2 separate regions of the Mus musculus genome follow, and region 1 is linked to region 2. A link is a contact called in ENCODE Hi-C or POLR2A ChIA-PET data. All regions are on one chromosome and are shown on one strand. Each heading gives the region's core, a stretch centred on a gene start or an enhancer-like site at or near the end of the contact. The rest is flanking DNA. Distances are from core to core; before and after follow the strand shown. Region 1 holds the start of Lrrc46 (leucine rich repeat containing 46). Region 2 holds the start of Prr15l (proline rich 15-like).

Region 1 (3,444 bases), core at 922-3,421, 110 kb after region 2:
GAGGATAGATGCAGAAAGACTCATGTCTCCTGGCAGAACCTTTCTCCCTTTCTAATGGCTATGGAAAGAAATCACTTGTTCTATCCTTATGCTCATTATTTCCAAATTTACTGAGTGTCCTCGGGAAAAATGACGTAGGCCCTCGGCCATCGTTATTAGGGAGTCCAACAAGATAACTATGACAGGTGGATGCCAGAGGCACAAAAGTGGGTACATGGACCATGTACCAACTCCACACTGGGGGCGTCAGGAACGTCCTAGAAGAGGTGACCAATGCATAGGCAGTGAGAGGCGGAAGGGGGAGGGGGACAATGCCGTGCATGCATGTGCTAATCCAGCTTGTCTTGAATTTGCATATGCCTGCGAATCCTTTGGGTACTGTAAGATGTGGATTCTAATTCAGTAGGTTTGAGCGGGTGTCCTTCTTTCTTTCTGGTAAAGGCAAAGAGCTTCGTGTAACCCTGGGTGGCCTCAGACTTTCTGTGTAGCGGTGGGGAATGAGCTTGAACTTCAGATCTTCCTGCCACGACCTCTTGAGGGCCAGGATTATACCACAGCCAGGTTATTGTGGTTGTTAGCGTGTGTTAGTTAGGTTATGTGGTTGTGTCCAGTGAGCTATATCCCCAGTGGAAATTCATTTCTAACAAGGCAAGCTCTCAGGCGATGCCAAGCAAGACTATGCATGGTATGAGTGCTGGAGAGAGGGCTCAGAGGCTGAGAGCATCACTGGCTGCTCTTCCAGAGGTCCTGAGTTCAATTCTCAGCAACCACATGGTGGCTCATAACTATCTTTGATGGGATCTAGTGCCCTCTTCTGACATGGAGGCTGGAATGAATTGTACACATAATAAAAAAAAAGAATGTTAAAAAAAAAAAAAGAAGCCGGGCATGGTGGTGCATGCCTTTAATCCCAGCACTCGGGAGGCAGAGGCAGGCGGATTTCTGAGTTCGAGGCCAGCCTGGTCTACAAAGTGAGTTCCAGGACAGCCAGGGATACACAGAGAAACCCTGTCTCGGAAAAAAAACAAAAACAAAAAACAACCAAAGAAAAAAAAAAGAAAGAAAAGAAAGAAAAGAAAAAAAGAACATGGTATGAGGAATTGCACACTTGCAGAATGTAGCTGTAAATAAGGTTGGTTAATGCTATTTGGATTTTACTCTGGCTGTAGTAGGTTGTTGAGGAAGTTTCTACCAGGGAGTAATTAGATTTATCATTTATAACAATCAATGGTGTAACAGCAGTATGGGAAGGCCAGACTGGGAACTGGGCGGAGAATTTTGAAGTTTGCTAAGAGGTGAGGTAGTGACCTCCAAGGCAGCTGAGGATGTATGAAAAAAATCGTCTTCAAGAAGTAAAAACCGCTGGGTGGTGGTGGCGCACGCCTTTAATCCCAGCACTTGTGAGGCATTGGCAGGTGGATTACTGATTTCCAGGACAGCCTGGTCTACAGAGTGAGTTCCAGGACAGCCAGGGCTACACAGAGAAACCCTGTCCCGAAAAAAACAAAACAAAACAAAACAAAAAAAAAAGTAAAAAAACCAACCGGAAAGTAATACTGATTAGTAAGTGGAGTAAGTAAGGAGAGAAAGTTTCAAAGTCAGTACAGCTCAGCAACCTGGACGTCACTGTTCCCGCCTTCTATCACCCCTTTCTCTCCTGTCCACTCACATCTTTTCTGACAGGTCTTCATCTCCAGGGAAGGTCAGGTTCCGCTTGGTGATAAGGGCTTCAGTAATGTGGACACCTTCCTCGGTTCTCTGGGCAGCTTTCTTAGCTGGGGAAAGATGAGCCTTTTGTCGCCTTGGGTTCATTTTTTTTTTTTTTTTTTTTTTTTTTTGGAAACCCGACCGACCTCACTGTTGCCCAACTGTTCTGTCAACTCACCTTCCTGCTCGTCTCCTGGCATGATCTAAAATAAACAGCGGCTGCTTGAGGCAGGTAGATGGACGAAGGCGAGCAGAGAAGCTTAGACGGTTGGGCTGGTTGAACCCAGGTTGGAGGGAAGACTGAGGAGACAAGGGCAGGGGGTTCTGAGAATTATTGGGGGTGCGGTGGAAAATAGGAGTAAATGGGAACGAAGGATCTGGAGTTAGAGGTGTGTAGCGTGGCTTTACTGGCCTTAAACTGAAAGGACCAGAAGGAATAGAAAGAACCGTTCCTTGAGGTCTCGCGTCGTTGCTAGGAGACTGGACGCCAGGTCTGACGGAACGGGGGGAGGGGGGGAAGAGGAGAAAGAGGCCCAGCTCCACGCATGCGCATAGCGGCCCTATCAGGCGCCACGCCCACTATTTCCGGGCCCGGGTTTTTGTTTTTTTTTTTTTTTTTTTTTTTTTTTTACTGCTGCCCCACAATCCTTAGCTACTTCCGTCTCCGCGCAGCGCGCATGGGAACTTCCTGTAGCGATGGCTGCGGCGGTGGCCGGGATCCTCCGTGGAGGTCTCCCGCCCCGGGCGGGTAAGGAGTGGCCCAGGGCCTCCCTGCACGCAGGATGGCGCTCTCTAGCCCTCGCCACCCTCCTTTCCTTCTGACCTTTCCCGTAATCTCTGACCGTCGACAGCTCTAGGAGACCCTGCCACTAGCCGGATCTCTGATTTGACTGGGTCATTACCTGCCGGTGACATCCCTTCCACAGCCCCTCCCCCCAAGCCGGGAATCACAGGACCTCGCTTTGGATTTTTCTAACCCTTCGCTCAGTTCTTACTCCTGGTCCCGGAGAGTCCTTTCCAGAAAATTTATGTATTCCTTCTTAAGGTCTTAGCCCAAACACAGATTCAAGTCTTCTCTCAACTACCCTCTCTCCATAAAGAGCAGGTTCTTTGGTGAAATTTACTTTTATCAATTCAGTCTAGTTTTGTTTATGCACGTGTCTCGTCTGATCTGTTAAACTTCACTGTGTCCATCTCAGCTGTGGTGTCTGCTGTTAATAGGCATCAGGCATTTAATGGGTAAATTTGACACCATACTGTAGGATTGTACTCATTGCTTCAAAGCAAAGGCACCTTGGGAGGAAGGCATTATTTTTATTTTTTAAAGAAGTATTTACTTTCTGTAAGTGAGTACACTGTTGCTGTCTTCAGACACATCAGAAGAGGGCATCAAATCTCATTACAGATGGTTGTGAGCCACCATGCGGTTGCTGGGAATTGAACTCGGGACCTCTGGAAGAGCAGTCAGTGCTCTTAACCGCTGAGCCATCTCTCCAGCCCCATCTCATCCCAAAGGCACTCGTAACAGCTCTTGTGGCCCTTAACCATAAAACCTCTCACCCTGGCAATCCTCTATATTACCTGGAGTCTTCTAGCTGATCTTTTCCCTACAAAACGACGCTATTGGTCTTTATGTTAGGGTTGAAAGAGTCACGTTGGCTCAGAGCTTTGAAGAATGTCCTTGGGTGCAGAGGGGACCTTCCAAGCTTTTCCTATTATCATCATTTTGTGCTATTG
Region 2 (3,276 bases), core at 678-3,177:
AATATATGGACAACCTCTATGGAGTACAGGGAAACCCTTGCTCTTATGGGAGGTGTAATGATCAGTTCATGTTTTGAGGGATGAATAGGAGTTTGGCTTGGGGAACAGAGTGGGTAAGGAAGCTCTTCCTAGCTCAGAGCGCAGTCAGTGTTCCTGAATTCACCTTCCTAAGCAACCTCTGTACCTATAAAGGTGGGTAAAGAAGAGCCCGGCTTCAGGAGAGTTGGGTGGAGAGGGTCGGAAAGAACCCGGAAGGCTCTAACGCTGTGCCTCCACCTTCCTAACACTGCAACCCTCTAATGCAGCTCCTCACGTTGTGGTGAACTGCCCTAAAATTATTTTTGTTGCTACTTCATCGTTGCAATTTTGCTACCGTTGTGAATTGTAAGGGAAATATCTGATATGCAGGATATCTGATGTGTGACTCCCAAAGGGGTCTCAACCCACAGGTTAAGAACTGCTGCTGTAGAGGTTCCCTCCTAAGAGCCTGGGTCAAGGCAGCTCCAGCACGGGTTATGGGATGGGAAGTCTGTCCATCCGAGGGCTATTTGGGATAAGAGGACTAAGATCCAAGGCAAGAAGAAGAGGAGGGGGAGGAAGAGGAAGAAGAGGAGGCGGAAGCTGCTAGACCTAACTGAAGCAAGGCTGGAGATGGAGAAGACTTGAGGGTTGGCTAGTTAGAGTCAAAACATACCCTGGGGAGGGAGCCAGGGAAATGGGACCATCTATGCCTCTTTGTTTTTTTTTTAGCCCCAGTGCCTTGCTCTGTACTGGGCACACATACCCAGTTCAGAGAGGAAGGAAGGCATCTGTGAGTATATTGGGTACAAGAAGCTGTGAGAACCCTGGATATGCAGCAGCTGTGTCTCACTCTGGAGGGATACCCATCTGAAGGTCAAGAGAAGGCCTCAGGGCCGCCACCCAACAACACTCCCCAGGGCCAGCTGCCAGACTGAGGTGCGTTTGTGGAAGGTGACTGTGTACATACATGTTCTACCTTTCTGTTTGCTATACCTATCACCTCCTCCTCCTCCTCCTCCTTTCTTTCCTCCACCTTCCCTCCTCCTCCTCTCCTCCTCCCCCTCTTCTCTTCCTCCTCCTCTTCTTCCTCTTCCCTCTCTACCTTTCTCTTTAGGAGTCTGAGAAACCCCTGCCCACAGGAAATTCTTTGTGTACTTTCAGCATTTTGAGACAGATTCTCTATGTGGCTCAGGCTGGCTTTGAACTCATGATTTTCCTGATTTAGCTTCCTGGGTCCTGGGGTTACACGGCACCTGGCTCTGCCCTATTATTTTAAGTCCCCTCCCCGTAACCACCTCTGAGCAGGAAGACGCTATGCAAGGGGTCTAAAGAACCTTGCCCACATGCCCTTTTCCTCTACTGAGATCTTGGGGGTGGGGGGTGGAGGTGGAGGGGCTTCTAGTCAGGAGGGAATCCCAGTCAGTCTCCTTGCCTGCAGAGGAACTCTGGGTGGAGGAGAGCAGGCAGCCTGGGAACCGGTCTGCTAACCAGTTCAACCAGAGACTGGTTTCAACCCCCGGGAGTTCAAAGGGAGCTGGGATGCCCAGCCCGCTATGGTCCTTAACCCTTTCTCTTGTGTGCCCTGGCAAGATTCAGGTGGTGGCCCATGTCGAGGAGGGGTCTGAGCCTCTTTGGAAGAGAAAATGGGTGGGAGATGCTTTGGCGATGGTTCCAGAGTGCAACCAGACACTGAAGAGCTGGAAAACTGAGGAGAGAGGCTCCTGTGCGCCCCAATCCCAGACGTCCCTCGGGATCCCGTCCTCCAGCTTGGTGATCCCAGGAGGACCCTGGCTCCTGGGTGGATGCAGGGGCACTGGGATTGGATTTCTGGGGTGATGAATATTCATCAGCCTGAGCCAGCCTCTGCTTCTGTTTACTTAGCTGGGAGGGGCCGGGTTTCAGGTTCACCTTGACTCCTGGAGCTGCAGCTCACGCAGCAGGCAGGTACCTGCTTCTGCACCTGTCTCTTACACCTGCCCTGCAGCTGCTCCTACCCACCTCTCCAGGCTGAGTCTGGCCAGCGCGACACCCTGGAGACACCCTCTCCTCCTCCAGTCTCACCTGCCTGGGCAGCTCCTACTGTCAACTCCTCTAGGGAAAGTCGCGCCTCCAGCCCAGAGCAGTCCGGATTACAGGTACAGGCAGCAGGGACTGGTGGGTGGGGAAACCTAGATGTAGATCCTGGCCAGAGTTTCCCCAGCTCATGGCTCCATGGTGGACAAGCTCAGCAGGACTCTTACTTCGTCCAGTCTCACCTCACTAGTCTCTTGGAGAAGGTCCAGGCCTCCAAAAGAATTCCTGCTGAGAAAGTTTCAATATATAAACTCTTAACTCCGCTCAAGACAGTCCCCTCTGGCCCACAACCTAGAACATGTATGTCTGGCTATCTGGCAGAAATATCTCCCACTTCCTGTCCAGTCTCATTCAGGGTGGTCGAGGGCCACTAGGGGGGCCCTGTAGAGGGAGGGGAGCGGGTTCTACAATACTCCCTTCCTCTCTCCCCTGCACCTCCACCCCTGCCTCAGTCAATGGTTAACTTGTCCAGCTCAGAGGGAGCTTGGCCCATTCTGGGCAAAGCCCATCAGCAAGTGCTCTAGTGGGGGTGAAGGGACCTGTCTCGGCTGCTTATGTGCATGCCATGGTGCTAGCCTCCCAAGGCAGGAGGTGGCCCACTGTCTCATAAAGGCCTTTCATGGGCCCTGAAGCTATGCAAACCACAGAGGTGGAACTGATATCCTTGGGGCTTGATTGCCCTTATCCCATGATTGCAGCCTAGGGTAAGGGCCCAGCCCTGGCATCTCGGGGCCGTGTATTAGCAGACAGCAGCTCTCACCACACGCAAGATCTGCGTTTCCACCCCCAAGTCCCCACCCCCACCCCACCCCGACCCCGGCTTTCCACAATCACTCATAGGCATGTGACTAGAAACATTTTACTCTTTACCACTCTGGAGATCTGTGACGCTTGTACACCATGACAATTTTTGGTTGGTTGGTTTGTTGGTTAGTTTGGTTTGGTACGATTTTAAGACAGGGTCTCACTCTGAAGGCCAGGCTGAACTAGAAACTTATTAGGTAAATAGGTTGACTTTGAACTCACTGATCTCTTGCCTAAGTGCTGAGGTTACAAATGTATACTACCAGACCTGTCTCATACATGACACCTGTTCTTGTTTTTAGGCTCTCTCTCTCTCTCTCTCTCTCGTTTTTTTTTTCAAGGCAGTTTCTCTGTGTAGCCCTGGCTGTCCTGGAACTC

Evidence for each region. Hi-C counts contacts between places; a loop is a spot of excess contacts on that map. ChIA-PET counts read pairs that join two places held with the same protein, here RNA polymerase II (POLR2A).
Region 1: POLR2A ChIA-PET joins it to region 2 with 10 read pairs in embryonic stem cell. The contact joins the promoter of Lrrc46 here to the promoter of Prr15l in region 2. A Hi-C loop is called at or near these places in 1 of 37 maps with a recorded cell type or tissue (T-helper 17 cell). POLR2A ChIA-PET finds 5 or more read pairs at or near these places in 3 of 5 experiments (Patski and embryonic stem cell).

Annotation. Positions count from the first base shown.
Region 1 is chr11:97,039,198-97,042,641 of GRCm38, forward strand. It overlaps Lrrc46 (leucine rich repeat containing 46), which reads right to left and starts at 2,172. Exons shown (of 8, transcript NM_027026.2): 1 at 1,886-2,172; 2 at 1,670-1,775. The coding sequence starts at 1,907. It overlaps Mrpl10 (mitochondrial ribosomal protein L10), which reads left to right and starts at 2,385. Exons shown (of 5, transcript NM_026154.3): 1 at 2,385-2,455. The coding sequence starts at 2,404.
Region 2 is chr11:96,927,354-96,930,629 of GRCm38, forward strand. Prr15l (proline rich 15-like) reads left to right here and starts at 1,928. Exons shown (of 3, transcript NM_146026.2): 1 at 1,928-2,156.